Regions from separate parts of the Mus musculus genome. Here regions 2 and 3 are each linked to region 1. A link is a loop called in an ENCODE intact Hi-C map of the cell type or tissue named here. Cell type or tissue: heart. All regions are shown on one strand.

Region 1 (8,000 bases):
CTAATCATGAAAACACAAAATAAACAGACACACTGAAACAAAGAGAAGTTATGGACCAAGTGGATTTAATAGATAGCTATAGAAGATTTCATCCTAAAACAAAAGAAAATACCTTCTTCTCAGTACCTCATGGTATCATCACCAAAATTGACCATAGAATCAGTCACAAAACAGGCCTCAACAGATACAAGAAGACTGAAATAATTCCATGCATCCTGTCAGATCACCAAGGACTAAGGGTGGTCTTCAATAGTAACAAAAAACAACAGAAAGCTGACATAAACATGAAAGCAGAACAATGCCCTGATCAATGATAATTTGGTTAAGCAAAAAAAAAAAAAAAAGAAATTAAAAACTTGGTAGAATTTAATGAAAATGAAGGCACACCATACCAAAACTTAGGTGACACAATGAAAGCAATGCTAAGAGGAAAACTCAGCTCCGAGTGCCTCCAAAAACAAACTGGAGAGAGCATACACTAGCATCTTAACAGTACACCTGAAAGCTCTAGAACAAAAAGAAGAAAATAAACCCAAGAGAAGTAGACAGCAGGAAATAATCAAACGTGGGGCTGGAATAAGCCAAACAGAAAGAAAAGTAACTATGCAAATAATCAACAAAACTGGTTCAAAGAAGCTGGTTCTTTGAGAAAATGAACAAGATATGTAAATCCTTAGCCACACCAAACTAGAGGGCACAGAGACAGTGTCCAAATTAACAAAATCAGAAATGAAAAGGGAGATATAACAACAGAAACTGAAGAAATTCAAAAAATTATCAGATTCTACTACTAAAACCATATCTTACACAAAACTGGAAAATCCGGATGTAATGGACAAGTTTTTAGACAGATAATAAAAACCAAAGTTAAATCAGGATCAGATAAATCATGAAACAGTCTCTTAAGCCCCTAAAGAAATACATGCAGTCATTTAAAGTCTCCTAAACAAACAAACAAACAAACAAACAAAACGCCCAGGACAGGTTTTAGTGCAGAATTCTATCAGACCTTCAAAAAAGACGCACTACCAATACTCTTCAATCTAGTTCACAAAGTAGAAACAGAAGGAACACAACCAATTCATTCTATGAAGCCACAGTTACGCTGAGTATTCTCCCTTGGAGATGGAGCGGTTTCTGTCTCTTCAGGAACTTTGCACAATTTTCATTCAGAGGACTTAATAAGAGATTTTTTTCCCCTCGTACCATGTTTAGTGGTGTTTCAACCAGATTTTAAAAACTGGAAAAAAAAAAAAAGATACTACTGATCTCTCCTCCAAATAGAGCAGCTCAATATGTTACAGCTCTCTTTGTGAATTCAGATGAGCAAAAGGGTTTGTATGTCTCTGCAGCCACTCATACTTCTTTGTAATTTCAGGACAACAACTGAAGCCCACATGCAAAACAATGGTAAAGAACAATTTAATGTCTGCTTTGTGCCAAGCACCATGCACACCTGAAAAACCCCTGAAACTCAAAACTCCTTATATGGCCTGGAATTTAATTTCCATAAACACAACCATGTGGCTGGTAATTCAATTAAATTCAAAAAATTAAAATCAAATCAAATTAAATATTCGAAAGAAATTAAATTAAAAATGTTGCAACAATTGAAGGTAGATGTGGCCATAAATGTGAAAGCAAGCAGTGGTTAATAGGAGGTGACAGAAAAAGGAAATAAAAAGGAAAGGAACATGGCTGTTCCTAGACATGGTGGAACAGAAAGTTTATTGCTGATACATGGGAGAGTGGAGTTAGAGACAGGCACATCTTAGAGAGTGACCAGAATCAAGTGGAACCAAAGCCATGTGAAGAGAGGAAGGAGAGGAGAGGAAAACCAGACAAAGTGATGAGGTGGGTAAATGATAGATGAAAAAGATATTCTAACAAATTTGGGTGGATTACATAAGGAAGGGGAGCAGGGAGATGTATACCCCAATCCCTAAGATCCAGGGTGTGCTTTGTTAGGCATACACTGTAAAGGGTAACTGGGGGATTTGGGGAGAAACTGACATTCTGGCCTGCTTTGATTTGTTAAATAGGCACCTAAGCCATTTGTGCTGGGCCATAAGACTTAACAACAGTGAGAAAGGATAAACCTAAAGGATTTAATTATAATATCAAAATTTATTTTTAAAAGCTGAAATTGGCTTTATGATTGAAAAGTTATCCAAGTATTAGACAAACCAGGTATTACTCATACATTTCTCTCCCAATGCACACTGTAAAATTGGAATAGTAAAATTCCTACTAGGCACAGACACAGAAATTTGTCAAGCACTTACATGTTGGTTGAATTCATGTACGTACAGATATTTAGTTTCTAAAAATTAATCCATTTCCTTCTCTAGATTCTTGATTGTCTTTTTCTGTGAACCACGTAAATTTTCAAGTTTGGCCTTTTATTGATCATCTAACATTGATAACATTAGTATGCACTGATAATAGAAGGTATTTTAAAAGAAAGCTCCCTCCATCATTCTTCCCACTCCCTTTGGTTGCTGTGAATACACCATTTTCAAAGTTGGTCAGTGAAATCAATTGTTACCAATGTCCCTCTTGATCTATAATTTCCCCTAGAATGTTGTGGAGGTAGGAGAACATTCATTCATTCCTTCATTCATATCTCTCTGTCTTTTTCCCTCATTGACCAGTCAGGGCTCATCCTGGAAGAATTTATATGCTTCTCTTCAGGCATTGGACAGCAGAAGCAGGATTAGGTATTCAAAGAAATTACATAGCAAAAGGCAAGTCTGGGCTATAGAAGAAATTCCTCTAAATAGAAACAAATAATCATAGCAGTTGAGAAAACGGATAAAATACTTAAATTCTCCAGAAACACTAAAGAGAAAAAAAAATCTAGATGTTCAGAGAAATTCTAAGAAAATGAAACTTAAAAAGTGTTATCAAGAGCCGGGCGTGGTGGCATACACCTTTAATCCCAGCACTTGGGAGGCAGAGGCAGGCGGATTTCTGAGTTCAAGGCCAGCCTGGTCTACAAAGTGAGTTCCAGGACAGCCAGAGCTACACAGAGAAACCCTGTCTCAAAAAACCAAAAAAAAAAAAAAAAAAAAAAAAAAAAAAAAAAAAAAAGTGTTATCAAGAATTGACTTCTTTAAAAGATAGATATTATTGAAAGTATGAATAGGTACAGTGTCTTTCAACAAGAGCAGGCCATTACCTTGTAGGCAAATACAGCAAACCAGTAGCCAACATCAAATTAAATGGAGAGAAACTTAAAGCAATCCTACTAAAATCAGGGACTAGACAAGGCGGCACACTTTCTCCATAACTATTGAAGTCCTAGCAAGAGCAATTCCACAACAAAGAAGATCAAGGGGATACAAATTGGAAATGAAAAAGTCAAAATATCATTATTTGCAGAGGATATGATAGTATCTATAAGTGATCCTAAAAATTCTACCAGAGAACTCCTAAACCTGATAAACAACTTCAGTGCAGTAGCTGGATATAAAATGAACTCAAATAAATCAGAGGCCTTTCTCTACAGAAATGATAAACAGGATGAGAAAGAAATAGGGAAACAACACCCTTCACAATAGTCACAATTAATATAAAATACATTGGTGTGACTCTAACTAAGGAAGTGAAAGATCTGTATAATAACTTCAAGTCTCTGAAGAAAGAAATCAAAGAAGATCTCAGGAGATGGAAACGTCTCCCATGCTCATGTATTGGCAGGATTAGTATAGTAAAAGTGACTATCTTGCTGAAAGCAATCTACAGATACACAGCAATCCCCACCAAAATTGGAACTCAATTCTTCACAGAATTAGAAAGGGCAATTTGTAAATAAATCTAGAATAACAAAAATCCTAGGATATCAAAAACTATCTCAACAACAAAAGAACCTTTGGTGGAATCATCATCCCGAAACTCAAGCTGTAGTACAGAGCAATTGTGATAAAAAACAAAAACAAAAACAAACAAACAACCCCCTTCATGTTACTGGTACAGTGACAGTCAGATCAATGAAGCTGAATTTAAGATCCAGAAATAAACTCACACATCTATGTCCACTTAATCTTTGACAAAGGAGCTCAAACCATCCAGGGGAAAGAGGACAGCATCTTCAACAAATGTTGCTGGCTCAATTGGCGGTTAGCATGTAGAAGAATGCGAATTGATCCATTCTTACCTCCTTGTACAGAGCTCAATGCTAAAGGCCAAGAGAACAACTTGTAGAATACACGAAAGAAACTTAGCCTGTCTGACTTTGGCATCCTGCTAAGGGTGTTTCTATACACAGGACCCTGCTCGAAAGGTTTTGTGAATATTCAGCCCAGATAGTTAAGTTATGCAAGAGCCACCGTTGGGTCCAGAAGCGGCTAAAACCACGAGGCAACTCGCAGGTGCCTGCATGTAGCTGCTGGTTCCGACCCAGCCTTCCGTAGGACCCAGCACACCCGATCCCGCTCCTCACCTCTGTGGGAAGTGACAATATCCTCATCATGTCGCACTTTCAGAACTTGCCTGAGTTTCCTTCACAGTACCCAGCAGCACACAGGACAAATCACTTAAGCCTGCTTAATTACAGGGAACCAGCGAAAAGAATTCCGGAAGAACCACCCTCCTCTTATGACTGGCAGATCCCACAGGGAACCAGGAAAATCCCTTCCGGAAAAACCACCCTCCTCTAAGACTGTCAGATCCTCCTTCATGCCGTGATTGGCTAGTAAATCCTGAGTGACAGGAGCAACTCTCTCAGGGTGAGAGGGTGCAAACGCAACTCGGAATAGTGGTTCAGTGCACAGGTTTCCAATCTAGACGCACACCTATTCTAGATCAGCAGAGATTTGTATTTTGGTAGCAATTGTCCCAGGTTTCCGATAGCGTACACCCCAGCTATTGCCGTCCCTTCTCTCCAGCTCACCTCTGATTGGCTGCCTGCTCCTCCCCATTGTGAGCTGTGACTTTGTTCTCCAGAGCCAGGACTCAAATTCTGACCTGTGAGTCCACTGCCCTCAGAAGGTGCTTCCTCTTATTGCTAGTGGAATGAAGCATATTACTAAAGTTGCAGTGGAGTGGATAATCTGTCTTACAAGTGGAAGGATGCCCAGTTTAACTGCTAGTTAAAGAGTGACTTTAAGAAACAACGTTTTGTATTGTGGCTTCTTACTGGGTTCTGGTAAATTGCACAAACTTTCCAGCTGGAGCTCTATTGTTATTCTATAATCTACTATTCTATTGTCTATTCCTCAGTAGGAAAGTGCCAAAAAATAAAATAAAATCTCAACCCAAAAACACAGGTGTACTAGGAAAATGCTCTAGGGTCTCTCTATGTATGTGGAAAGTAGATTTATTAGTATGGCTCCCAAGCTGATAGCCAACTCTTGCAACTATAACTCTATACCAATGGGAAGTTGAGCAATCCAGTGGTTGTTCAGTCCATGTGGCTGAATGTCTCAGCTGGTTTTCAGTATATATCATAATATGTATAGGAATAAAACGTAACAGCTGTAAGGAACCTAGAAACATGTAACGAATACATGTAATCATAAAAGTCGCCACAAAATCCATACGGGTGGTAAACCTTAAGCATTTAAAGAATGTGGGAGAGCTAGCACTACAGTATCCCTGACTGAAGACATAAGTATTTGTATGCCAGCCGGGCATGGTGGCGCACGCCTTTAATCCCAGTACACAAGAGGGAAAAGGCAGGCAGATTTCTGAGTTCGAGGCCACCCTCATCTACATCCAGAGTGAATTCTAGGACAGCCAGTGTTACACATAGAAACCCTGTCTCGAAAAATAAAATAAAATAAAATAAAAATAAAGAAGAAGAAGGAGAAGGAGAAGTAGAACACAAAGACGATGACAAAGAAGACAAAGAAGGGAAATATAAGACTTAAATAGTTTAAAAAAGAAGCATAAGACTTAAGATATAGGACTAGATGAAAAGGAACAGAGAGGTCCAACCATCCATTGAACCCCATTTAAATCATTCCAGGGCTTCCCAAATCCACCTTCCTCAAATCTACCTTCCTCAAATGAACATATGGAGAAATATAAAATTGATATGTTTCCCAAAACTTAGGAATCTCATAGCTTTCAAATGGTCTGAATATGTGAAGGCATACAAATCCAATTCCACTATTTGGTCAAGAAGCATATTTATGCAGTCCTTCATTAGGTTGCATAAAATATCTTTCACTTTGTACGTATAACTTTTGTAAAATTATCATATGTTTAAACTGGCCCATAATAGTTTCTTTCTGTTAGAATTATAGGGATGGAAATGGAGAGGAGCCTTGCCACGCACTCTGGTTGAGTCAGCTTGACAGGCCGAGAGGCCTAAAAGTCACGAGGCAAAGAGTTTCACGGAAACTCACCTCCTGGAATCTGGTGTTCTCTCTAAACCATACATTAATATTCCATTCCCGAGTTAGTCTGGTGTATGGATCCATGTGCTCTCTTTTAGTATTATCCTATTATAAGTGCCTTTTAGGATTGAATTCTCACATAGCCAAGCCTTCACCAGTGTTCCAACAGTCCTAGAAAGTCCTACAGCTGACCATGGGCTTGGAATTCAGTAAGAATGTTGCTTTCAGTGACATTCAGAATTGCCTCTGGCATTACACTATCACTTTGAATAAAAGCCAAGTCACTGCTCTACACAAGAATTTACCATCATCTAGGAAGAAGGAAGTTTGAGACCTAAAGAGAAACCAGAATAGACACTTAGAACTAGAGATAGCTGAGTTACACCCATACACACGTATTTACAATGGTCTACGGGAAAGGTGGACTATACAATAGACTAAAATAGGAACTATGGCAAGGGCACGAAGCCCTTGACCCTGGCTTCTAAGATTAAGTGAATCTTAGGTGCAGCTCTTTTTGATCCCAGTTGTTAACAATGAATTCTATCCCAGGTGGTTCCTGTTAGACCTTCTGTGTTTGTATTCCTGTTTTGTGTAAGAATCCAGTAACCTCTTTGTACCTTGCTGGTGTGTCACCCAACTTCCCTATTTTCTTCAGCATAAAAAGTTTGATGCTCGATTTGACAAATTACATTCAGATTCTACACAACCTCTCCTATGTGCATCTGTCTGTTTCCATCCAAGGCTTTGCCCACCTGCCCCAGAGACCTGTTCCACGCAGACAAAAGGATAAAGAGGGTCTGAGGCAGAGCCTGAAGAAAAAAGGTCCAACAACAGGCCCAAAGAGGGATCCAGCTCAAGGGAGGTCCCAGGGCCTGACACTATTATTTTTTAATATTTATTTATTATTATATCTAAGTACACTGTAGCTGTCTTCAGATGCACCAGAAGAGAGTGTCTCATTACAGATGGTTGTGAGCCACCATGTAGTTGCTGGGATTTGAACTCAGGACCTTTGGAAGAGCAGTCGGTGCACTTAACCCCCCCCCCCCAAAAAAAAACCAACAAAGCCAGTTTTAGTGTATAGAGTGTATTCATAGTTATTGAGTTCAATTCTAAGCAACCACATGGTGGCTCTTACAACCATCTTTAATGGGGATCCGATGCCCTCTTCTGGTGTGTTTAAAGACAGCTACATTGTACCCACATGCATGAAATAAATAAATAAATCTTAAAAAAAAAAAACAACAAGAAGAAGAGTTACAATATAAAAAAATAAAAACTGTGATCCAGTGATAGAGAACTCTCAACCAAGAAATCTAAATGGCTAAGAAGCACTTATAGAAATGGTCACCATTTTCAATAATGACAGAAATTCAAATCAAAACAACACTGAGAGTTCATCTTACTTCCATCAGAAAGTAGATAAGAAAAACCACAAGGGACAGTCCATGCTGGTGAGGATGTGGAACAAGGGGTGGGTGTACTCCTCCAAAGCAGGTGAGTTTACAAACTGGTACAAAAACTCTGGAAAACAACCTGCAAGTTAATCAGATAATTGGAATTAGTTCTACCTGAATACCTTACTATACTGCTCCTGGACATGTACCCAAAAGATTCTCCACAATACCACAAGGACATGTGCTCCAGTATGTT
Region 2 (8,000 bases), 130 kb before region 1:
AACTTGATAAATAAATAAATATAATGGTCCAGTTTCAATTATTTAGGAGCTAGCTTTGTTACTACAGGCACTGACATTTGGCATACCAATGCCTGACAAGAATTCCCTTAGAGTAGAAACTCTAAGGGGAGGCTCTGAGGCCCAAATGTGGGTAACCTTAGTCAAATGTGTAACAGAGTGAATATAGAATCTGAAGAGACCACCTCCAGTACATGGACAGGGCCCCAGTGGAGGCTCTCACATCCAACATTTTCACCTCAAAGTTGTTCCTTACTAAAAGGAATGTGGGGACAATCATGGAGCTGAGCATGAACAAATGGCTCAACATTGACTGACCCAACTTGGAATCCATCCCCTGGGTGGTCACCAAACCCTAACTTTATTACTGATGCTATGTTGTAACTGCAGACATGAGCTTAGCATGGGTGTTCTCTGAGAGGCTCTACCAATAGCTGAATGAGACAGTTGCAGATACTCACAGGCAAGCACTGGATAGATAGGATTAACATAGTAAAAATGACCACACCCAGATACCCCTTCTCTCAGAACATCTCTGTAAGCCCAGCCTGGTCTTTTGGCACCTATGAACACATACCTGTAACATATACCATAAAACCCACATGAGACAACAGATACTGAAGAAAAATATCAGATCCTATTACAAAACACTATACTCAACAAAAGTTGAGGAAATGTAGATGAAATGGACGGTTTTCTAGACAGTTACCAATACCAAAGTTAAATCAGAATTAGATAAACCTTCTAAACAGTCGTATATCCCCCTAAAGAAATACAACCAGTCATTAAAAGTCTCTGTTAGCACCCGGACATTCCAAACCTAGGTGCTAAAGATGTGACCCATGTCCTGTGTTGCCAAGCCAACAACCTCAATCTCAGAACCCACTCGGCTCACCTCCCACCCTTACTTGTGTGATGTCATTTTCCATATAAATTAGGAGATCACCCTCTCCTCACTCTCTTTCTTTTCTACCCCTCTACTTGCCTTGCTGCCCGCTTTGTACACAATAATCCTCTCTCATGTGGAACCCCTTGGAGTGGTGTGCTGTTTGGTATATCTGGTAAATATATATGTTAATATTAATATCAATAATATATGAGTCTCCCAACCAGAAAATAATAATAATAAAGCCCAGAACAAGATGGTTTTAATGTAGAATTCTATTAGATCTACAAAGAAGAATACCAATACTCTTCAAACTATTCCACAAACTAGAAACAGAAGGAACACAACCCAGTTTATTCTAGGAGGCCACAGTTACACTGAGTACTCCCCCTTAGAGATGGAGTGGTTTCTGTGTAATCAGGAACTTTTCACAATTTCTTTTCATAGAGGATTCATAAGAGACTTCTTTCTTTCTTTCTTTTTTTCTATCTTTCTTTCTTTATTTCTTTTTTTTGTTGTTTAAGGCACTTTTTTTTATTAGCTATTTTCTTCATTTACATTTCAGACGCTATCTCCAAAGCCCCCTACTATACCCTCCCTACACCGTGCTCCACAATCCACCCACTCCCCCTTCCTGGCTCTGGCATTGCGCTGTACCGGGGCACATGATCTTCGCATGAACAAGGTAGAGATTTTTTTCTACTTCCTACTTCTATCATGTTTAATGTTCCAAATAAATTTTAAAAACTGAAAAAAAAAAAAAGATGCTACTAATCTCTCCTCCAAACAGAAAGGTCTAATGCTCTACAGATCTCTTTGAGAATTCATGTGATCAAAATGGTTTATATGTCTCTGCAGACACTCAGTTCATTATGATTTATTTCAGGATAACAACTGCAGTCCCCACAAAAAACAATGAAGAACAATTTAATGTCTGCTTAGTGCCAAGAACCATGCACACCTGAAAAACCTCTAAAACTCAAAACTCAGCTGGGCAGTAGTAGCGCACACCTATAATCCCAGCACGAGGCAGAGGCAGAGGCAGAGAGGCAGAGAGGCACCAGAGGCAGAGAGGCAGCAGAGGCAGAGGCAGAGAGGCAGAGAGAGAGGCTGCAGAGGCAGAGAGGCAGCAGAGGCGGAAGAGGCAGAGGCCGAGAGGCAGAGGCAGCGAGGCAGAGAGAGAGGCAGACAGGCAGAGGCGGCAGAGGCAGCAGAGGCAGAAGCAGAGGCAGCAGAGGCAGAGGCAGAGGCAGGCAGATTTCTGAGTTCTAGGCCAGCCTGGTATACAAAGTGAGTTCTAGGACAGCCAGCACTATACCAAGAAACCCTGTCTGAAACAAACAAACAACCCTAAAAACTCCCTATGTGCTTTGGAATTTAATTTCCATGAAACACAACCATGTTGCTGGTAATTCAATTAAATTCAAAAAATTAAAATCAAATCAAATTTAATATTCAAAAGAAATGAAATTAAAAATGTTGCAACAATTGAAGGTAGACGTGGCCATAAATGTGAAAACAAGGAATGGTTACTGGGAGGTGAAAGGAAAGGGAAATAAAAAGGAAAGGAACATGGCTATTCCTAGACATGGTGGAATAGAAAGTTTATTGCTGATACATGGGAGAGCAGAGTTAAGAGAAAGACACATCTTAGAGAGTGACCAGAATCAAGTGGAACCTAAGCTATGTGAAGAGAGGAAGGAGAGGAGAGGAAAACAAGACTAAGAGATGAAGTGGGTAAATGACAGATGAAAAAGATATTCTAGGGGCTGGTGAGATGGCTCAGTGGGTAAGAGCACCCGACTGCTCTTCTGAAGGTCCGGAGTTCAAATCCCAGCAACCATATGGTGGCTCACAACCATCTGTAACAAGATCTGACACCCTCTTCTGGAATGTCTGAAGACCGCTACAGTGTACTTATATATAATAAATAAATAAATCTAAAAAAAAGAAAAAAAAAGATATTCTAACAAATTTGGGTGGATTACATAAGAAAGGGGAGCAGGGAGAGTTGCAGACCAATCCCTGGGATCCAGGGTAGGTTATGTGAGCCATATACTATAAAAGGTAGAGACTGGGGGATTTGGGGAGAAACTGACAAACTGGCCTGCTATGATTTGTTAAATAGGCAACTAAGCCTTGAAACATAACAACAGTGAGAAAGGATAAGCCTAAAGGATTTAACTATAATATCAATTTTTTTTCCTTTTCTTCCCTTTTTTTTTTTTTTTTTTTTTTTTTGAGACAGGGTTTCTCTGTATAGCCCTGGCTGTCCTAGAACTCACTTTGCACTGATCTGTGTCTCTAGGCTAGGCGTGTTTTCTCCTGATGATTCCAGAACTGTCTCCAGACTGAATCCCCACTCCCATTATCCTTCTCCATGTTTTGTTTAGAGGAGGTCTTGCATTAGTCTATCACCTACTTAGTTATGGACTTAATAGGTTTATTGAAAAAAATTCAGAAGGAGAAAACACCCCTAGCCGAGAGACACAGATCAGTGAAAAAATGCAATATCACAGTTTTGACTGGGAATTGGTCAGAATAACTCAGAAGATGAAAATAGAAGAAAACTGCTTGCTTATCGTTCCCTTAAAGCTTGATTAATAAATGAGTATAATGGTCCAGTTTCAATTATTTAGGAGCTAGCTTTGTTACTACAAGGCACTGATATTTGATATACCAAAGACTGACAAGAATTCCCTTAGAGTAGAAACTCTAAGGGGAGGCTCTGAGGATACAATGGGGTAACCTTACTCAAAAGTGCAATAGGGGGAGTAAGGAACCTGAGGAGACCACCTCCACCCCAGTGGAGGCCCTCACATTCAAAATTTTCCGTTCAAAATTGTTCCTTTCTAAAAAGAATGTGGGGATAAAAATGGAGCATAGCACGAACTAATGGCTGAATATTTTCTGGCCCAACTTGGGATCCATCTCTTGGGTGGTCATCAAACCCTAACAGTATTACTGATGCTATGCTATGCCTGCAGACAGGAGCTTAGCATGGGTGTTCTCTGAGAGGCTCTACCAGCAACTGAATGAGAGATGGAGATATTCACTGCCAAGCATTGGATAGGTAGGATTAATATATTGAAAATATGCAAGTTACCAAGTGCAATCTACAGGTTCAGTGTAACCCCATTAACATTCTAACACAACTTTTTTTTTTTTTTTACAAATATTGAAAGAGAAATTCTCAATAGGGGGAAAACAAAACAAATCAACAAAACAAGACAAAACAAGGAAAGTCAAAGCAATCTTAAACAGCAAAAGAACTTCAATAGGAATCACCATCCCTCAACTTAAGCTGCACTATTGCTCAAGCAATAGCGATGAAAACTGCATGATATTGGTACAAAAACAGATATGTGGACCAATGGAATCGACCCAAAGACCTACAAACAAACCAATTTGATTTTTTGATAAGGAAAGAAAAGCAAACAATGGAAAAAAGAGGACATCTTCAAGAAATGGTACTGGTCTAACTGGATATCTGCATGTGTAAAAATGAAAATAGATTCATATTTATCACTCTGCACAGAATTCAAGTCTGAGTGGATCAAGGACCTCAACATAAAACTGGATGCAATGAATCTCATAGAATAGAAAGTAGGAATGAAAAGGTCAGCTCAGGAACTTTGGGAAGGTCATGAAGCACATGCGCCTCAGGAAGGGAGAGGCTAGGTACCATTTTTCAGACCACAGGGAGGGAACAGACCTGTGGGTGGGGACACATTCCACAGGATGTACCATTGGCCACCTCAGACAAGGGAAGTCCTTTTCACCTCATTTCCTAAAGACTAATCAGTTTAAGGGTGCACTGTTCAGTCAATCATATTGTGCCTAGTCACTGATGTTCTTCTATTCTGCCCCTGGAAACCATATACAAAACCCGCCAAATCTGTGCTGGGGGTCGCTGCCTCTTCTTTGGGTCTCTGAAGACCCCAATGCACTGTAACAATAAAATCCTATTGCTTTTTGCATCGATCCTGGCTCCACATGGTTCACTCAGGGGGTCCCTGGTAAGCTAAGGCTCCCCAGAGTCTTACAGGAAAAAGACTTGAACTATTTGAACAGGAGACAATATTCTGAGTATAACACCAAAGGCTCATGCTCTAGTCTCAACAATAAATGGAACCTCAGGAAATTGCAAAGCATCTGAAAAGCAAAGGGCACTGTCAATAAAACAAAAAGGCAGCAGACAGATTGGGAAAGATATTCACCAACTCTACATCCTACACAGGGTTACTATACAAAATTCATAAAAGACATGAGAAGTTAAACACCAAGAACCCAACAAACCCGATTCACAAAAGAGCTAAACAGAGAATCAACAACAGAGAAGTCTTGAATGGCTGAAATGAAACTAAAAAATTGTTCAAAGTCCTTAGACATCAGGAAAATGGAAATCAAAACAACTTTTACACCCATCAAAATGACTAATATCAAAAATTCAAGGTATACCATAAGCTGGGAAGAATGTGGAAGAAGGGGAACAGTCCTCCATCTTAGGTGGGAGGGAAAACTCATACGAGCAATTTGGAAATCCAGATTCAGAAAACTGGGAATAGTTCTACCTCAGGAGCCAGCTATATGCCCAACCCCTGATCATACACCCAAAAGAGGCTTCAACATTCCACAAAGACTGAAAAAGTGTAATATATAAAAAAAAGAAAACTAGGCCTTTAGGCCCAGGCTTGAGAATGTGACCTTTGTGACTCAATGCTCCAAGGTATGCTAATCATTAAACAGATACTGACATTCCTCCACCCACCTGCTTCCTGGGTTCAAGGAGTACTTGTTCAAAAAGGTCCGCCCAGACCATTCATGGAACCCGCTATGCAAATGTGCTATTGTTAGAGGCTCATAGAAACTGTCTTGAGAAATAACTGCATAATTAGCAGGTATTCCTTGTGACTTCCTTGTGACTCTTAACTGGTATTTTTGGTATTTTCCAACAACGCCCTTCCCACCCACTTGAGTTGTGGTTTCTTCCTTTAAATAACCCCTCTTCCAGCTACTTGGGGCCCATGGTCTTCTACGCCTCCATGGTGTACAACTGTGGGTCTCAGAGAGCTCTTGGAATAAAAGTCCTCTTGAAGATTGCATCAAGACCATTTCTCATAAGTGATTTGGGGTGCCGCCTCTCCTGAGTCAGAACATGGGGGGGGGGGGGAGGTCCTCATGTTGTGGGTCTTTCAGAACTATGTTCATAACAGCTTTCTTCGTAATAACCAGAAACTGGAACAACCTAGGTGTTCTTCAAATAAAGTGTGGATGAAGTAAATGTGTTACACCTAGGCAACAGAATACTAATCATCTATTATAAGTAAAGACATCAATAATTTTACAGGCAAGTGGATGGATGTTGAAAGTATTATCTTGACTGTGGTAACCCAATTGCAAAAGGACATGCATGGTTTGTACTCATTTATAAGTGGATATTAGCCATAAAATGCAGGATACACAGTTTATACTCCACAGGCACAAAAGAGGTAAAGAACATATAATGCACAAGTGAGGACACTTCAATCTCACTTAGAATGTAGAATCAAATAGTTATGCTTGGCAGGTGGATCAAAGGAACTGGGTGGGAGAGGAGACAAAGGAGGAAATTAGGAGGGTTCAGGATAAGGTTTAGGGAGGGAGAGGACAGATAGCCAAATGGCCATGAGAATGTATGCAACCAAAGGAGGTGGCAAATGTCTGAGATTAACTTCTGCAATGGAAGATCAAGCCTTGCTTGGAGCTAATGAGACTGAGTGACATAGTTTCTGCAACTGGCAGATAGGCCTGGTATCAGCTTCCTAGAGTGTTGAGGGGTGCTGTGGGCAATAAGGTACATATTTCACAATCCTGCAAGGAATGTCCTCAGTGTTAAGGTTAATGACTCCATGATAATTAGAAACAGCTGGAGTCCAGGAGTTAAGGGTGTGTCTATGTCTGCAAAATGGTAAATATTAGGACCTTCAGGACAGCATTTAAGGGAAAGAACCCTCTATACATGAGATTGAATATATATTTTCTCAACTATGAAAAAGTAATGATTCAATATGAACTATGTGAGAGTCTTCACAATTCTGAATGAACAAAAGCAATACACTATGAGCCAACTTGTTAGAAAGTTACATCTATTTGTTTGCTTGTTTGTTTGATTGCTTAAGCTTAGGAAGACAAGACAGGTTCCTGAGTTCAGGATCAAACTAGGACACAGCAAGGTTACCCTCTGGCTTGCTGGAAATGATAAATTCAGGGCAGGGTCACACCCAACTAGCCTATCATCTGTGTTTAACAAAGGCAGACAGAGCTTTGAGTTATTTTGCAATGCTAAGAAAAAATGTACACCTGAGTCTCCTAAGAATCAAAGGCTTGGGGTCATGGAATGCTGATTCCTAAGATTAAAAAAAAACCTAAAACCTGGAGTAAATGAGTAGATTGATAGGTAAAATAAAACAAACAAACAAAACAAAACTGTACTTGTATTCTGTTGGAGATGAGCTTACCAGAGAAATGTTTAAACCGAAGAGAAAATTGCTAGAAGAATGAGTACACATGCATACACACACAGAGAAAGGGGGGGGGGGTAGGGAGAGAGGCAGAGGGGGAGAGGGGGAGAGAGGAAGAGAGGGAGAGAGGGAGACGGGGAGAGAGAGAGAGAGAGAGAGAGAGAAAATGAATCAAGAAAGCAGGATATAGACATAGAGGTCTCTCAGAATAGCAATCGGGCAGAATATAGACAAGGAAATCTCCAGCGATCCACAGAGCAGCACAGAAACATTAGAGAAGGAAAATCCTTATCCAGAAAAATAAATGTCATCCACTTTGGATCCATGCTTTTTCTTTTCACAAGTGACAGACACCCTTTCTCTCAGATCATCTCTGAAGCTGAGCCTGGTCTATTACCACATATGAACACATACCTGTAACATATACCATATAACCCACATGAGACCCCAGGCTTTCTGAGCCACAGGAATACCACCCTATCTCCCACACTATTCCCACTTCTACACTCACTCCCACTGCAAATTTACCCCCTCAAATCTTCCAAGGCTTTCCTCAAGTTTTGCCATTTTTGTATCCAAGAGAGACAGCCTGA
Region 3 (8,000 bases), 170 kb before region 1:
TTTTCCCCTTCCTAAAAGCCCTGTATCCCATACCCCATCTCCCTGCTTTGCCCTTCACCATCAATTACCGTAGATGTAGAAACCAAGATATTCCGTGACAAAAACAAATTTACACCATATCTTGCCACAAAGCCAGCCTTACGAAGGATAACAGATGGAAAATATATATCAACGAGGGTAAATACACCCTAGAAAAAGCAACAAAGTAATCTTTCGACAAACCGATTAGAAAATAGCCACAGAAACATAAAAATAATATCAAAAATAACAGGGAGCAGCAATCACTATTCCTTATTATCTCTTAATATCAATGGACTCAATTCCCTAAGAAAAAGATATAGGATAACAGACTGGATGCAAAAACAGGACCCAACATTTTGGTGCAAACAGGAAACTCACCTTAGTGTCAAAGAAAGATACTTACCTCAGAAAAAAAAGTGCTGGAAAACAATTTTCCAAGAAATGGTCCCAAGAAACAAGCTGGAGTAGCCATTCTAATATTGAATAAAAGCAACTTTCAATCTAAAGTTGTCTACAAAGGATAAGGAAGGACACTTCATACTGCTGAAAGGGAAAATCTACCAAGAGGAACTCTCTAGTCTGAACATCTACGCTCCAAATGCAAGGGCAACCACATTCATAAAAGAAACACTACTAAGCCTCTACACACACAACTAAGCCTCTATGCACACGTTGCACGTCAACAATAATAGTGGGAGAAGTCAAAACTGCACTATTATCAGAGAACTGATCATGAAAACACAAAATAAACAGAGACACATTGAAACTAAGAGAAGTTATGGACCAAATGGATTTAATAGATAGCTATAGAAGATTCCAACCTAAAACAAAAGAAAATACCTTCTTCTCAGTACCTTATGGTATCATCACCAAAATTGACCATAGAATCAGTCACATAACAGGCCTCAACAGATACAAGACTGAAATAATTCCATGCATCCTGTCAGATCACCAAGGACTAAGGGTGGTCTTCAATAGTAACAAAAAACAACAGAAAGCTGACATAAACATGAAAGCTGAACAATGCCCTATTCAATGATAATTTGGTCAAGGAAGAAAAAAAGAAATTTAAAACTTTGTAGAATTTAATGAAAATGAAGGCACACCATACCAAAACTTACGTGATACAATGAAAGCAATGCTAAGAGGAAATCTCAGCTCTGAGTGCCTCCAAAAACAAACTGGAGAGAGCATACACTAGCATCTTAATAGTACACCTGAAAGCTCTAGAACAAAAAGAAGAAAATAAACCCAAGAGAAGTAGACAGCAGGAAATAATCAAACTCTGGGCTGGAATAAACCAAACAGAAAGAAAAGGAACTATGCAAATAATCAACAAAACTGGTTCAAAGAAGCTGGTTCTTTGAGAAAATGAACAAGATAGGTAAACCCTTAGCCACACAAACTAGAGGGCACAAAGACAGTGTCCAAATTAACAAAATCAGAAATGAAAAGGGAGATATAACAACAGAAACTGAAGAAATTCAAAAAATCATCAGATCCTACTACCAAAGCCATATATATTACACAAAACTGGAAAATCCGGATGTAATAGACAAGTTTTTAGACAGATAGTAAAATACCAAAGTTAAATCAGGATCAGATAAATCATGAAACCGTCCCTTAAGCCCCTAAAGAAATACATGCAGTCATTTAAAGTCTCCTAAACAAACAAACAAACAAACAAACAAAACGCCCAGGACAGGTTTTAGTGCAGAATTCTATCAGACCTTCAAAAAAGACGCACTACCAATACTCTTCAATCTAGTTCACAAAGTAGAAACAGAAGGAACACAACCAATTCATTCTATGAAGCCACAGTTACGCTGAGTATTCTCCCTTGGAGATGGAGCGGTTTCTGTCTCTTCAGGAACTTTTCACAATTTTCATTCAAAGGACTTCATAAGAGATTTTTTTCCACTTGTACCATGTTTAGTGGTGTTTCAACCAGATTTTAAAAACTGGAAAAAAAAAAAAAAGATACTACTGATCTCTCCTCCAAATAGAGCAGCTCAATATGTTACAGCTCTTTTTGTGAATTCAGATGAGCAAAAGGGTTTGTATGTCTCTGCAGCCACTCATACTTCTTTGTAATTTCAGGACAACAACTGAAGCCCACATGCAAAACAATGGTAAAGAACAATTTAATGTCTGCTTTGTGCCAAGCACCATGCACACCTGAAAAACCCCTGAAACTCAAAACTCCTTTTATGGCCTGGAATTTAATTTCCATGAAACACAACCATGTGACTGGTAATTCAATTAAATTCAAAAAATTAAAATCAAATCAAATTAAATATTCAAAAGAAATTAAATTAAAAATGTTGCAACAATTGAAGGTAGATGTGGCCATAAATGTGAAAACAAGGAGTGGTTAACGGGAGGTGAAAGGAAAAGGAAATAAAAAGGAAAGGAACATGGCTGTTCCTAGACATGGTGGAACAGAAAGTTTATTGCTGATACATGGGAGAGTGGAGTTAGAGAAAGGAACATCTTAGAGAGTGACCAGGATCAAGTGGAACCAAAGCCATGTGAAGAGAGGAAGGAAAGGAGAGGAAAACCAGACAAAGTGATGAGGTGGGTAAATGATAGATGAAAAAGATATTCTAACAAATTTGGGTGGATTACATAAGGAAGGGGAGCAGGGAGATGTATACCCCAATCCCTAAGATCCAGGGTGTGCTTTGTTAGGCATACACTGTAAAGGGTAACTGGGGGCTTTGGGGAGAAACTGACATTCTGGCCCGCTTTGATTTGTTAAATAGGCACCTAAGCCATTTGTGCTGGGCCATAAGACTTAACAACAGTGAGAAAGGATAAACCTAAAGGATTTAATTATAATATCAAATTTTATTTTTAAAAGTTTAAATTGGCTTTATGATTGAAAAGTTATCCAAGTATTAGACAAACCAGTATTACTCATACATTTCCTTCCCAATGCACACTGTAAAATTGGGATAGTAAAATTCCTACTAGTCATAGACACAGAAATTTGTCAAGCACTTAAGTATTGGTTGAATTCACGTACCTACAGATATTTAGTGTCTAAAAATTAATTCATTTCCTTCTCTAGATTCTTCATTGTCTCGTTCTGTGAACCACCTAAATTTTCAAGTTTGGACTTTTATTGATCATCTAACATTGATAACATTAGTATTCACTGATAATAGAAGGTATTTTCAAAGAAAGCTCCCTCCATCATTCTTCCCACTCCCTTTGGTTTCAAAGTTGGTCAGTGAAATCAATTGTTACCAATGTCCCTCTTGATCTATAATTTCCCCTAGAAAGTGGTGGAGGTAGGAGAACATTCATTCATTCCTTCCTTCCTTCATTCATTCATTCATATCTCTCTGTCTTTTTCCCTCATTGACCAGTCAGGGCTTATCCTGGAAGAATTTATATGCTTTTCTTCAGGCATTGGACAGCAGAAGCAGGATTAGGTGTTCAAAGAAATTACATAGCAAAAGGCAAGCCTGGGCTATAGAAGAAATTTCTCTAAAGAGAAACAAATGATCATAGCAGCTGAGAAAACAGATAAAATACTTAAATTCTCCAGAAACACTAAAGAGAAAAAAAAAATCTAGATGTTCAGAGAAATTCTAAGAAAATGAAACTTAAAAAGTGTAATCAAGAATTGACTTCTTAAAAAGATAGATATTATTGAATGTATGAATAGGCACTGTGTCTTTCAACAAGAGCAGGCCATTACCTCGTAGGCAAATACAGCAAACCAGTAGCCAACATCAAGTTAAATGGAGAGAAACTTAAAGCAATACCACTAAAATCAGGGACTAGACAAGGCTGCACACTTTCTCCATAACTATTGAAGTCCTAGCCAGAGCAATTCCACAACAAAAGATCAAGGGGATACAAATTGGAAAAGAAAAAGTCAAAATATTGTTTGCAGAGGATATGATAGTATCTATAAGTGACCCTAAAAATTCTACCAAAGAACTCCTAAACCTGATAAACAACTTCAGTGCAGTAGCTGGATATAAAATGAACTCAAATAAATCAGAGGCCTTTCTCTACACAAACGATAAACAGAATGAGAAAGAAATAGGGAAACAACACCCTTCACAACAGTCACAAATATAAAATACCTTGGTGTGACTCTAACTAAGGAAGTGAAAGATCTGTATAAGAACTTCAAGTCTCTGAAGAAAGAAATCAAAGAAGATCTCAGGAGATGGAAAGGTCTCCCATGCTCATGGATTGGCAGGATTAGTACAGTAAAAGTGACTATCTTGCTGAAAGCAATCTACAGATTCACTGCAATCCCCATCAAAATTGGAACTCAATTCTTCACAGAATTAGAAAGGGCAATTTGCAAATAAATCTGGAATGACAAAAGTCCTAGGACATCAAAAACTACCTCATCAATAAAAGAACCTTTGATGGAATCACCATCCCCGAACTCAAGCTGCAGTACAGAGCAATTGTGATAAAACAAAAACAAACAAACAAAAAACTCCCTGCATGTTACTGGTCCAGTGACAGACAGATCAATGGAACAGAATTTAAGACCCAGAAATAAACTCACACATCTATGCTCACTTGATCTTTGACAAAGGAGCTCAAACCATCCAGTGGAAAGAGGACAGCATCTTCAACAAATGGTGCTGGCTCAATTGACGGTTAGCATGTTGAAGAATGCGAATTGATCCATTCTTACTGCCTTGTACAAAACTCAACGCTAAATGCCAAGAGAACAACTTGTAGAATACACGAAAGAAACTTAGCCTGTCTGCCTTTGGCATCCTGCTAAGGGTGTTTCTATACACAGGACCCTGCTCGAAAGGTTTTGTGAATATTCAGCCCAGATAGTGAAGTTATGCAGGTGCCACCGTTGGGTCTAGAAGCGGCTAAAACCACGAGGCAACTCACAGGTGCCTGCATGTAGCTGCTGGTTCCGACCCAGCCTTCCGTAGGACCCAGCACACCCGATCCCGCTCCTCACCTCTGTGGGAAGTGACAATATCCTCATCATGTCGCACTTTCAGAACTTGCCTGAGCTTCCTTCACAGTACCCAGCAGCACAGGGGACAAATCACTTAATCCTGCTTAATTACAGGGAACCAGCGAAATGGATTCCGGAAAAACCGCCCTCCTCTTATGACTGGCAGATCCCCCAGGGAATCAGGAAAATGCGTTCCGGAAGAACCACCCTCCGCTTTTGACTGGCAGATCTCACAGGGAACCAGCAAAATGCATCCGGAAAAACCACCCTCCTCTTATGACTGGCAGATCCTCCTCAATGCCGTGATTGGCCAGTAAATCCTGAGTGACAGGAGCAACTCTCTCAGGGTGATAGGGTGCAAACGCAACTCGGAATAGTGGTTCAGTGCACAGGCTTCCAATCTAAACGCACACCTATTCCACATCAGCAGAGATATGTATTTTGGTAGCAGTTGTCCCAGGTTTCCGATAGCCTATACGCCAGCCTTTGCCGCCCCATCTCTCCAGCTCACCTTTGATTGGTTGCCTGCTCCTCCCCTTGTGAGCTGTGACCTTGTTCTCAAGAGCCAGGACTGAAATTCTGACCTGTGATTCCACTGCCCTCAGAAGGCACTTCCTCTTTTTGCTAGTAGAATGAAGCATATTACTAAAGTTGCAGTGGAGTGAAAAATCTGTCTCACAAATGGAAGGATGCCCAGTTTAACTGCTAATTAGTGACTTTAAGAAACAACGTTTTGTATTGTGGCTTCTTACTGGGTTCAGGTAAATTGCACAAACTTTCCAGCTGGAGCTCTATTGTTATTCTATAATCTACTATTCTATTTTCTTTTCCTTAGTAGGAAAGTGCCAAAAAAAATAAATAAAATCTTAAAATAAACCAAAAACACAGCTGTACTAGGAAAATGCTCTAGGGTCTCTCTATTTATGTGGAAAGTGGATTTATTAGTATGGCTCCCAAGCTGATAGCCAACTCTTCCAACTATAACTCTATACCAATGGGAAGTTGAGCAATCCAGTGGTTGTTCAGTCCATGTGGCTGATTGTTTCAGCTGGTTTTCAGTATATATCATAATATGTATAGGAATAAAACGTAACAACTGTAAGGAACCTAGAAAGTATTTAACGAATATATGTAATCATAAAAGTCGCCACAAAATCCATACTGGAGGTAAACCTTAAGCATTTAAAGAATGTGGGAGAGCCAGCACTATAGTATTCCTGACTGAAGACATAAGAAGATGTATGCCAGCCGGGCCTGGTGGCACACGCCTTTAATCCCAGCACTCTGGAGGCAGAGGCAGGCAGATTTCTGAGGTCGAGGCCAGCCTGGTCTACATCCAGAGTGAATTCTAGGACAGCCAATGTTACAAAGAGAAACCCTGTCTCAAAAAAACCACACAAAATAAAATAAAATAAAATAAAGAAGGAGAAGGAGAACACAAAGATGAAGAGAAAGAAGGGAAATATAAGACTTAAATAGTTGAAAAAAGAAGAATAGAAGCATAAGACTTAAGATGTAGGAATAGATGAAAAGGAACAGAGAGGAACACCCCCTCCACCACCACCTCTACACAAAATACATAAATAAAAATGAATAAGTTGATCCGAATAGTTCATTAAGACTATGACTATTTTGAATGGATACAGGCCTGCCATTGCTCAGGAGGAATGTGATGACTTCTGCAATAGCATCACCAATAATTGGAAGGCCAGTCAACAGTCAATGTGCATTCTGAGTAAAGAAGAGGGGTGTGTAATGCATCAGATGTGGAAGGAGTATCTACTTTAGGGTAGCCTGTCATGAAATTAAATTTTCCACTTTAAAGAATTTAAACTTTTATTAGCATAGCTAGTAATAAATAAAAACAAAAATTTGTATCCTTTCTTGGAATTTTGAGATAAGTATAATCTACATTGATAGAAATTTTTTAAGTACTTCAGGAATACCAAATAATCCACGAAGTCTATATTTCCTGGTCAATTTTAAAGAAATCTTAGTAATAGTAACATTGCTTTATGTAAAATGAATTAATTGGGAAAAATGTATCACGAGTATAAGCAAGGACACTGCAAAACCACTGAAATTGACTGCTCTGGGATTGGATAAATATATGTGTTTTCATACTTTTCAGGCTGCCTCTTTTGGATAGAAAGATTGGCAAAACTTAAGGAAAGCCTTGCAGGGTTTGAAGAGGTAAATTTGCGGTGGCAATGAGTGTATAATTGGGGATAGTGTGGGTGATAGGGTGTTATTCATGTGGCTCAAAGAGCCTAGAATCTCATGTAGGAAACATGGAATATATTACCAGTATGTGTGTATGTGTTTATAGGTGACAAAGACCAGGTTTGGCTTAGAAAGGTTCTGAGAGTGAAAGAAGTGGTGTCTGGATAAGAAAAATGGTGATTCCAAGCTGTTGACCTGTGTTCTGCTTGATACAGCTTTTCCAGTCTGCTTTTTGTTGTGTTTCCTCTCTGGAGATTTCTCTGTCTATATTCTGCTTGCTTGCCATTCTTAGATATCTCTCTGTCAAAGTCCTGCTTTCCTGCTTGCCCACCCCTCTCTCTCTCTCTCTCTCTCTCTCTCTCTCTCTCTCTCTCTCTCTCTCTCTTTCTCTGTGTATGTGTGTGTGTGTGGTGTGTGTTCATTCTCCAAGCAGTTCTATTTGTCCTAAAATTTTTGTGGATGAATCATCTCAAGGAGAAGACAGGTTCAGTTGAAAGACCCACAACGTGAGGACTCCCCCATGTTCTGACTCAGGAGAGGCGAAACCCCAAAATCACCCACAAGTAATGGTCTTGCTGCAAACTGCAAGAGGATTTTTATTCAAGAGCGCTCTCGGGCCCACGGTCATACACCATGTAGGGATAGAAGACCGTGGCGCCCTGAGTAGCTGGATAAGGGGGTATTTAAAGGAAGAAACCACAACCCAAGGAAGTGGGAAGGGCATTGTTGGAAAATACCAAAGATACCAGTTAAGAGTCACAAGGAAGTGCAAAGTCACAAGTGTCACAAGGAATAC

The links. A loop is a pair of places that touch in the nucleus more often than their neighbours do. Peaks named below come from ENCODE experiments on the same cell type or tissue, not always from the same donor. Only the 100,000 strongest peaks of a DNase experiment are listed, where the experiment ranks them.
Region 2: a loop joins it to region 1, with 4 times the contacts of the local background. A loop is called at or near these places in 3 of 42 quality-filtered maps.
Region 3: a loop joins it to region 1, with 10 times the contacts of the local background. A loop is called at or near these places in 2 of 42 quality-filtered maps.

The regions. Positions count from the first base shown.
Region 1 is chr17:17,060,651-17,068,650 of GRCm38, reverse strand. Zfp960 (zinc finger protein 960) reads right to left here and starts at 4,548. Exons shown (of 4, transcript NM_001005358.2): 1 at 4,445-4,548. The coding sequence starts at 4,474. In heart, no CTCF peak of the experiment used is centred here; a DNase peak (open chromatin) is centred at 4,660; H3K4me3 peaks cover 1,155 bases; H3K27ac peaks cover 476 bases.
Region 2 is chr17:17,194,041-17,202,040 of GRCm38, reverse strand. All of the region lies in intron 1 of Gm38396 (predicted gene, 38396), which reads right to left. Among named protein-coding and RNA genes, the nearest start is that of Gm38396, 19 kb to the right of the region's middle. In heart, no CTCF peak of the experiment used is centred here; no DNase peak of the experiment used is centred here.
Region 3 is chr17:17,232,007-17,240,006 of GRCm38, reverse strand. Gm5165 (predicted gene 5165) reads right to left here and starts at 5,104. Exons shown (of 4, transcript NM_001362181.1): 1 at 4,982-5,104. The coding sequence starts at 5,011. In heart, no CTCF peak of the experiment used is centred here; a DNase peak (open chromatin) is centred at 5,286; H3K4me3 peaks cover 1,451 bases; H3K27ac peaks cover 343 bases.